Linked DNA regions of Homo sapiens: region 1 is linked to region 2. A link is a loop called in an ENCODE intact Hi-C map of the cell type or tissue named here. Cell type or tissue: Calu3. All regions are shown on one strand. Links, peaks and the distances in the headings refer to the core of each region. The heading gives the core; the rest is flanking DNA.

Region 1 (5,394 bases), core at 217-5,216, 140 kb after region 2:
TTCTACGCATAGTGGTAAGGTGAAGATGGGAAATTTGACTATGTATGTGCTTCTGATCGGTGAAGACATGTTTGCAAAGCCTTTGCATTCACATTGGATTTGCACATGCCAGGATACATATACTGTCCTTGTGAAGGCGCTGCATTCCATTCGCCCTTCCCTTATCTCATTCCTCCTCCTCATCCCAGGCAGAAATGTCAAATGACTCTCTGGGAACTTCCTGAAAGCTCCCTCCTCTTCCACAAGAAAACCTGCTCCTCTTGCTCTGATGTTGGAGTAAAAGGCTACCATTACAACTATAGTGCTTTAAAATGCCAATGAATTACGGAGTTTCTGGAATAACTGGCCCTATATTTGGGAGCAGGAAGCTGGAGTTCCCTACTGACTCTGCGGCATTCAAATAAAGAACAGAACAATTATATTTTATACCCCAAAATGACATAAAGGAAAACGAAAACAAGCCTGTTTCCCATGTGGCAGCCTGCACAGTGAAGGCCATTGTTCCCTGGCAACTCCAATAGATACACACCCGCTTTGCCGGATCAACTGGCTATTCCTCGGTTTACAGGCATGAAGTCACAGTAAGGAAGGTCACATCCCTTGGGTGATTTTCTTCTTTGGTTGCACTGGGCTATTTCCTGATATACCTAATGTGCTTGAATTCAAACGAGAAGGAGGAAAGAGACTCTTGCTGATACATTTATTTTATCCTTGAGAGAAATAATCTCTCAAGACAAGTGAAGAAAGATGCTGTGAACTGGATTACAGGTCATTTTATAGTCAAATCATCCAGGCAACTGGCAGTGTTTTGGCCTGTTTCCTGTAAAATAGTTTAAAAACCTGTAGATTCTCAAAAGAATTGATCGATTTATTCATAAAGACAGCGCTCAAGAGAACTGTGCAGTTTAGGAGATGCTGTGGGGATAAATGAAAATCGCTGGGAAACACATTAAACAAAAGCATAACACATTTGTAAGGAAATAAACACTTGCTAGTGTGAATGCCTGCGTCCTATTTATTAGTCAAGCCAAACAAATTAGGCCTATTCCCTGCTAGGAACAAGTGCTACATGGCCCCGTGGCACCTCCCACACCCCTGTGACTTTTCTGAAGTAAGCTTCAGGAACTTATTTCCATCTTCATTTTATTATCTTATTGTCTAACAAGCCCTTCTGTCTTCTCCACTGCAGAAGCCACAGTAAGGAGGAATTAAAGTAAAATCACCAGTGGCTCACACCTGTAATCCCAGCACTTTGGGAGGCTGAGGCAGGTGGATCACAGTGTCAGGAGATCGAGACCACCTTGTTTAACATGGTGAAACCCTGTGTCTTCTAAAAATACAAAAAATTAGCCATGTGTGGTGGTGGGGGCCTGTAGTCCCAGCTACTTGGGAGACTGAGGCAGGAGAATCACTTGAATCAAGGAGGCGGAGGTTGCAGTGAGCCGAGATTGCGTTATTGCACTCCAGCCTGGGTGACAGAGTGAGACTCTGTCTCAAAACAAAACAAAACAAAAAAGTAGAATCACAATCCATCACAATTTCTGTTTAAGTCCTAATGTCATAGGCACAGGCAGTTCATAGTAGGCATAGATTTTTACTCTTAACATGTGATAATATGAAGGGACAAGAGAGAGGTGCAAAAATATCAGCCCCAACAGTTTGTGTCAATGTCTCATTGTTAAAAGCTTAGGCCTAGACATCTATTGAATGTTTGCCATGGCCCAGGCATTATGCCATGAGTTAAGGATAGAAAATGAATATGTTCCTCTTAAAGTACGAAAATTCTGCACACTGCACAGCAATCTGTTTTGCTCTGCCTCAGAGTTTACCTGTCTGAAGCATTATTATTGTTAGCTGTACCTTGTCTGGCTCTCACTTTCCTGGTGGTAACCTTGGGTGAGTGCCATTCATGACTGCTGAAAAAAACACAAATAAGTGATTGGGTACCTGGCAATACAGTGCACCTCATCGGCCATTAGACAGATATCGATTTGACCCTTTCCAACAGAGAGGCCATCCTTGGAGAACAGCACTAGAAAGTCTTTAAGGAGGACAGATGAAATGACTGAGTTAGAGCCTGAGGCATCATCCAGAATAAGACGCCCGCACTGGAGGAGAGCTCAGGCCCTGGTCCTGAATGTCTGGGTCTCTAAGAATAGCAGCTACAAGAGAAGGAGGAGAGCTCTCACAGGGTAGAGGAAGGTACTGAAGACAATCTCACCTAGTTTACAGCAATGTCACAGTGCCACCTTATTTATGAATATCTGTGCTGTAAATACAATTAAAAATAGTTCATGAAGAAGACAAATATTTCCATCTTAACTTCCCATAAAATAAAATACAGACATTTTAGGAGAGATACCTTGGCTTATCAGTGAAAATAGAAGTTCTCCAAATGGGGTCAACGAGTGGATTGATCACAGCATTTGACATTTGGTATTTGAAGCTAGCAATACTTTTATTTCTGGCATTTAATAATTTTTTTTTCATTTGTGGCTCAAATTTACTTTTTTATCTGTTTATAAGAGAATATACACTTTCTGGAGCTCTTCTCTCCTGAACAAAGGTAAGCAGCAGATCCAAAAAATGTGAATGTTTCTCCTGGGAAGGCGTGGATTTCTGCTTTGGACATCGTTCTGAAACCTGAGATTTTTGCAAAGCCAACTCAATTCATCAGGACCACAGCTAACCACTCACCCTGCTGTTCATTTCGGACTTAGAAAGAAGGCTGTCACTCTCGAACACACTGCCATCTTTTGACCATGAGAAGTATCACAAAGAGAAAAAGAAAGACCTTGTTACTGGTTACTTGCATCAGTCTACTAAATGGAAGCAATGTTGATGCAACGACCCACTCTACTGTTGTTAGTTCTTTGGAATTTATAAGACAAAACAAGATAAAGTGAAATGGAGCAGTGCTTCATGAATTTGCTAACAAATAATTCACTTTCCAGCAATTTGAGCCCACACCAGGGACTCCATTGTTGAATCTGTTAATATATTAACATTACTACAACACCTTTCTTGTTTTCATTGTGTGTATGATGCTATAAAACAGAAATGTACAATATAATTTTCCCAAGGGACATATGTTTTTGGAGTCTTACAGCTCATTACATCAGATACATGTGCTATTCATGCAACAGATATTTTTGAGTATTTACTACACGCCAAGCTGTGTTCTAAATGGTGGAGATGCAGAGGTGAACAAGACAGATATGATATCTGCCCTCAGGGATGTGACAGTTTACTGTGAGCATTGGACATACGGGAGAAAGGCTAATTTGAAAAAGCATAAGATGACTTAAGAGTAAGAAGTTAATTTAAATCAATATCAAAGTTTGCCTCCTGAAGAGATGCCATTTAAGTGAGGACCAGAAGGAGGACCGAAAGTTAGCAAGATCAAAGTAGAAGAAGGTAGCAGGGGATGCTTTCTAGAAAAATGAGTCAATCTGTGTAGATACAGCATGAAACATGAGCTAATGGATTATCAAATGAGTTCTTGATTTACATAAGATGCCTCAAACTAATATTTAAAATTTACATTTTTATCTCCTAAAATATAATATCGAACATAGTGCATAAGCATAGTTATGGGAGGTGGTGGTTAAAGCATAGGGCTTTGAAGTTTCAGGGACTTGAATTCAAATCCAATTAGCTCTACAACTTTAAGCAATTTACTTATCAGAGACTATTTATCTCTAAAATGGGAATGATTAAATCAAAATTTGCTAATATCTTATCATGTTTCAAATGAGTAAATATATTTAACAGCCTAGCTCAGAGTCACACAGAATGCAGGTACTCAATAAATAACACATTGTCTTTTCATCTTAATTTCTTGGGGATTCTAACTTTAGAAGGCTCATTCTCCTATTGCAGGTTTCCTGTCTTTAGAAGGCTCAGTCAATCACCATTATGAACATATTGTTTAAAGGGCCATTTTGATTACAGTTTTGTGAATAGTGTGTGGCCACATATGATGCCTCATTAATTCCCTAAAATTTATTGTAAATAAAATTGTTTGAGTGCACAGCTCTAGCACATGATTGGCCAGGCTGTATTTGTTACTCATGGAACAAAGTTAAAACAAAATGGAAAGATGGGTATGTCCTTAAATAACTGAAAGTTTCTGCTTTAATTGTCCAGAACTAGTCCAATTCACTTAATAATTATACTCCTCAGTTAGCCTTAACTATGTAGAACTGGTCATAGATTGCTCCCCAAATAGCTCAAAGGTATGTGAGGTGAGGAGCAGAGCTAGTACTTCTAACCTATATTAGAATATCTTGATATGTTTGTAATCTTGTCATTCTTATCTTATAGATATACACACAATTTACCAATCCCAAAATATGATAATGTCATTTTTAAAACACGGCGATAGCCCATTACAAGCTAAGTCCATTTTATAAAATTTAAATGTTTTTCATTAAATAGTACTCTTGTATTGAGACATTAAAATGTTAAAGCTGGAAGAGATCTTAGCAATTATCTGGTATATTCTATGTTATCTGGTAAATTCATATTTAATATGTTCTACAGATTAAAAAACTAAGGCACACACGGTAGCTTTTCCTAGAGCTAGTGGATATTGGGGATTCTCATGCAGAGGTCCTGGCTCCCAAATCGATGTATTTTCTACCGGTTTACACTGTACCCACATTACACACTGGTAATCTATATATAGGGTAGCTGTTTCATCTGAAACAAATGTTATAAAATATAATTGATTAAAATAGATTCTAAAATAGCATTATTTTTCTAAGTATTAATAATAATTTAAGTAGTGCTTTTGCATTCCCAACTAGAATAATTTTTACCAAGTACTCCTTCAAATAACACTGAGAGGTAGATCGTTAAGCATTAGTTCATTCAACAAATATTTACTGAGCATCTGGAGTTTGTAAGACACCATATTAAGTCACTGATTCCTATCCTATTTTATTAACCAAGTTACAGAAAGGGGAAAGGGAATGTTTACAGGAACAAGTCATCAAACACCTTTGCTCAGTTTCGCCATGTCCTAAACTATTCTGATAGCTTGCATCTGTATAGCATTTTACAGTCTCAAAGCACGTTTTCATGACATGAATTCTCATATCACATTATTTTAGCCTTTATGACTCCTGAACTTTCACCCTGCTTTTATTGTCCATGGTGTTGATGTCATTGATCTTGCCCTTAGGTTTTAAGTTCATAAAAACTGAGGCTATTTTAAACACCATCGAATCTTTCACAGTGTCTAACCCACTTTCTTAAGTACAGTAGGTACCTGATATTTAATGAGTGAATGAATGACATTTCATTTGATCCTTACAAGCATAGCAGGCATGATTATCTCCATGAAAGAAGACAATGCTGTACCATAGGGAGATTAATTCCTGATTCTAG
Region 2 (5,394 bases), core at 263-5,262:
AAACTGAAGAAAGTTGAGACTAGGATTATGTCTGGGAGAACAGAGCAGGAGGAGCATTTTAGATATGTCACAGAGGGAAAATCAGGTGTTTAGTAATTGGATATGAGAAATGAGAGAAAGCAAAGTTGGAAAGAATTGAGTTTAGGAAGGAGGAAAAATGGTTTCCATATGTTGACTCTAAGATAACAGCAGGGTATATAGTAGAAATAGCATATTTGAGGTACCTGACAACACTTCAAAATTACTTACTGTTTTACAATTTACAAAATACTTTCACATCTATTAAATCTGTTTCGACACACACTTTGATATAGAAGGTAAGATTCATAATTATTACCTAAAAAAGAATATGGTCTCCAGAGAAGTTGTGATTTGCACCAGATCACAAAGCAAGTAAAGTCACAGAACTCATACACTATCCTAGTGCAGCCTCTAAGCCCCAGGCCAAATTTCCCTCCCCTTAGATGAACCCCCAATGCAGAAGTTGGGTATGCGGTCTGGACTAAAGCTGTGATGTTGAGAACCCCCATCACAGAAACCATGGCTGAAGCCAAAGAATCACTTCAAGTTAAACACTCCAAAGGTATGAGGGTAGAGGAAAAATGCCAAGAAAACCAGTGACTGAGTCTCAGTAAAGTGATAAAAGAAACTTTATCTAAGGAATGGGTAAAAGAAAAGAAGATTTTGCAGACAAAACAAATAATTAAACGTTTAATTTCTTCATTCAATCATTCAAATACTTATTGAGGGCTTATTATGTGTCTTACTGTTTACATCTTGAGAATAAGTGATAAATGACAAACAAAACTTGAAATTTATATTCTAGCAGGAAAAGAAAGAAAATAAATACTAATAACAACAACAGTTGCAAACGTGTATAGGGCTATTTGTTGTTAAGCTTTTCAAATACAATAACTTATGAAATCCTTCTAACCACTTGATGAGGTATGTAACTATTTATTTAAAATGCATTTTTCAGATGGGGAAATTGAGACACAGGGTAACATGTCCAAGGTCTCATGGTTAGTGATAAAATAAGGTAGTAAAACATAACATGCTACAATTTCAGGGTGTCTTTAGCTAGGGTGGTCAAGGAGGCATCCCTACAGTTTGTGGAGGCAAACTATCCTTGGCTTGGAGCAATAAATGCAAGGACTCTAATGTTCAGAAGACAGTAAGACCAGCCTGGCCCAGGGCATACTCAATGGACAGTTGCAAGAGAAGTCAGAGAGGTAGTCAAGGGTAGAAACTTTAGGGGCTATAAGATTTGGTAAGGTCTTTGCCTTTTCTTAACAATGCAATAAGAACATAGGTGGGAATTGAACAATGAGAACACATGAACACAGGAAGGGGAACATCACACACCGGGGACTGTTGTGGGATGGGGGGAGGGGGGAGGGATAGCGTTAGGAGATATACCTAATGCTAAATGACGAGTTAATGGGTGCAGCACACCAACATGGCACATGTATACATATGTAACAAACCTGCACGTTGTGCACATGTACCCTAAAACTTAAAGTATAATCAAAATAAATAAATAAATAAATAAATAAAAGAAACTATCAGAGGGCTGGAGGTAGGGTGATGAAATAATTCAAAAAGATCAGTCTATCTGCTCTGCCGAAAGTAGACTAAAAAGGACAAGACTGAAAGATAAGGTGGGGAGTATTTTAATAACCCACCTAAATGGTTAGGGGAAAGATAGCAGTAGTGGAAGTAATGAGAAAGTGTTGAATTAGGAGTATAAGTAGACTATACTTAAATCAATAGGATTTGCTGATGGTTATAACCAGGACATCTAGGAGAACATAATGGCATGAAACTCAGAAGAAAGAAAAAAAAATCCAAGATTTACAGTGATAGTCAACACGGTCTAACAAAAAAAAATCTAGAAAACAATGGGAAAGAAGAAAAACGCCCCTGGTTTTGACCTCTGAATGTCATGAAGCTTGAAAGAGAGTGCTTTTAGTGAGTGATGAAAGTGGAGGCAGAATTGCACTAGATTAAGGGAGTTGGTGGCGGCTGTTGGTAGAGAGTACTTATTTAGAATATTAGCCATGAAAGAAAATGGAAGTGACAAGCCCTCAATTGTTCAGTTGTTGATTATATAGTTTTAGAATTAGCAGGCCTTGTCCTTTTTTCTTGGGCCCTTTCTGTGTTCATTACAATCTTTAGTAAAGGAGAGTTGACATCAGGGAGGAGGTTAAGATTATCAGTTAAAACGGAAGTTGGGAATACCAGTGGTTTTCGCTTCTTCCAGTCACCTCTGTCACTCCAACCACAGATAGCTGAGAGTTGGCTCTCACCCTGAGTTTCAGGAAAGGGACCAATGTGAGTGAGTCATGTGCTTACATTAGATGCAGTCTTGATTAGAGTGGGAGAATCTGGCTGTGGGAATATGAATATGTCCCTTATCAGTGGGTAGGGCCTTTTTATACATGGGTGGGGCTATGGAACAGAAATCTGAATTGAAGAACATACACATTAGCTATATTGAAAATTCATTCTTCCGCAATGCACACGATGTCTCCTGGACCTGTCGATAATGTTGTATAATTTAGAAATCATGAGTAGGAGGTTTTGGGCTAATGGATACAAATCTTAGCTGACGTTTCAGGGGTAACAATTTGTTATCCTTAATATGAGAATCTCCACTGTGGTATTCGTTAGGTTGGGGGCAATCTCCAGTAGTTAGTATGTGTTTGTTTTCTGGTCCTTTGTTATTCTTTGGTAGTTAATAGAAGAATTCAATGTTTATTATTAATACACTAATAGCAATTCGTCATTCCTCCTTAGCACCAACCTAGGTTGTAAAAAGGCTTAAAACAAAGACTGTAACAGAAAGAGTTTCTGAATCTAGGCCCACCCTGTAAAATTTAGGTCATAAAATACATGTAAGGAATTAACCTTGGAAATTAAATTATAAAATAAGTAATTGAATTATTTTGAAAGCTTTTACATAGAGAAAATGCAAATTTAGCATATAAGAACTGCACCTCTTCCACAGATTCTAATCAACCTTATTACATTTTCTTTTGAGAATGTGCAGCACTTGGTTTCAGGCTTGGGATACTTTCCCAGGAAACAAATCCACGAGGTCATGGCCCTTTAAAACAGTCATGCATCTGTTTACAACTATGGAAAAGAGATTTCCTGGGTGTACGTTCCACCAAAGGACAAGTTTAGGGGTCAGGCTTCAATGTCATTCACCAACCTCAGTAGCAGGATCTTGTGTCACTGGAAGCCAGTTATAGCATGTAATAAAGGTGTGGGTGTTTACATATGTGCACACATCTAATAAGAAGCTCACAGTTTCATTTAAATTTATGGCTACTTATACCTCTTTAAGTCATACGCTAGACTACAGAAAATTATTTGTTTTAATTACAAAATAATAAGTTTGTTTTAGCAAATTTTCAAAGTAGTGTTAAGTAAGTTTAAGTTACCTTTTTTCCCTTACATGTTAAAATTACCACTATGAACATTTTCATTTATAGTTTTGCAATCTTTCATGCGTGTGACTGTGGGTATGTATACACAGTAATGGGGTCATTCTGTGGGTACCATTGTGTATCTTGTCTTTATCACTTAACAATGACATTTTCCATGCCATTAAATATTATTCTGCAGCATTTTAATCACTCCATTATATATATGATATATATATAATATATATTTTATATATCATGTATTATATTATATATATATCATATATAATATATATTTTATATATGTATATAATATATATATATTTTTTGAGATGGAGTCTTACTCTGTCGCCCGGGCTGGAGTGCAGTGGCGTGATCTCAGCTCACTGCAACCTCCACCTCCCAAATTCAAGTGATTCTCCTGCCTCAGCCTCCTGAGTAGCTGGGATTACAGGTGCCCGCCACTACGCCCAGCTAATTTTTTGTATTTTTAGCAGAGACAGGGTTTCATCATGTTGGCCAGGCTGGTCTTGAACTCCTGACCTCGTGATTTGCCTGCCTTGGCCTCCCAAAGTGCAGAGATTACAGGTGTGAGCCACCACACCCGGCCATGACTGCATAATCCTAAAACAACACTCTATTATTGGATGTGTGAGTTGTTTTCAGTTTTCCGCAGTTGCATATAAGTTTTGATGAATACCCTTGTAACAAAATTGTGCCTCTTTTATATTATTTCCTTAGAATAAGTCCCTAAAGTGAAATTACTAAACCAAAGCTAAGAATAAGCAAATTTTGTGTTTGATATAACTCCCAGCAATTATTTTTTAAGTTTAAGTAACAAAATAAAAAATATATCTATATTAATATCTACAGGATAACTTGGCAAATGATTCAATCATAAGTTATCCTATGAGCTTTTCACCCTACTTGCTTCATCATTCCTTCTCCCTCTCTGAACAATTTGAGAAAAGTTACAGATATTGCAAAGCTCTGCCTCTGAATACTTCAGTGATTATTTCCTAAGAATAAGGATATTCTCTTATAAAACCATAGTCAAGTTGTCAAAATCAGGAAATTAAACATTGAATACTTTTATCTGACATTGATTCCATATTAACTCAAATTTAAATTATCCTAATAATGTCCTTTATGATTATTTCTTTTTTTTTTTTCATTCAGAATTCAATCCAAGATCACAGGTTGCATTTTGTTGTCAATCTCTTTAATTTCCTTTTTCATTGAACAGCTCCTCAGCATTTCTTTGGACTTCTTGATCTAGATATTTGTAAAGATTACAACTCTGTTCCAAATTGTCCCACATTTTGTATTTCTCTGATGTTGGTTAATAATTAAAATCAGATTATGTATCTTTGGAGGGAACATATTGGAAGTAATAGTGTGTCCCTCAGAATACTTTATATTGTGAACCCCAGGATATCAATTTATCCTAATGTTTATGATATTAAGATTGATCATTTTGTTAAGATGACATTTATTAGATTTATCCACTATAAATTTACTATTTTGCCCTTTATAATTAATAACTAATTTGTGGGGAGATATTTTTGGACCATGTAAATATACTGTTTCTCATTTAAATTTCACCCACTAGTTTCCATATTGATGTTTTTCCTATTTGATCATTTCTTCTACATTTGTTATTTGGGGTTCTACTGTAAGGAAGAGCTTTTCCTAAAGGTTTATTTATTTTTATCACTATGAACTATCAATATTTGTTCTATCATTGTTTATAAATTAAACAGAAGAGACCTTTCATGCCAGTTCAGGAGAGGGACTAAGCACCTTGAGCATGTTACCTAACCTCTCTGTGCCACCATTTCCTCATCTCTATAGCAACTCTGCCTTACAGGGCTACTATAAGAATTCACTGAATCAATACATATAAAATGCTAAGAACAGCATTTGGCAGATACTGAATGTTCAATAAGTACCATCTGTTATT

What was found. A loop is a pair of places that touch in the nucleus more often than their neighbours do. Peaks named below come from ENCODE experiments on the same cell type or tissue, not always from the same donor. Only the 100,000 strongest peaks of a DNase experiment are listed, where the experiment ranks them.
Region 1: a loop joins it to region 2, with 7 times the contacts of the local background. A loop is called at or near these places in 4 of 110 quality-filtered maps.

Annotation. Positions count from the first base shown.
Region 1 is chr4:74,529,312-74,534,705 of GRCh38, forward strand. No RefSeq gene overlaps it. Among named protein-coding and RNA genes, the nearest start is that of AREG, 87 kb to the left of the region's middle. RefSeq lists enhancers at 2,581-2,875, 2,621-2,915. In Calu3, for the core only: a CTCF peak has its summit at 2,732 (motif pointing left); DNase peaks (open chromatin) are centred at 540 and 2,720.
Region 2 is chr4:74,392,675-74,398,068 of GRCh38, forward strand. No RefSeq gene overlaps it. Among named protein-coding and RNA genes, the nearest start is that of EREG, 30 kb to the left of the region's middle. In Calu3, for the core only: no CTCF peak of the experiment used is centred there; a DNase peak (open chromatin) is centred at 2,317.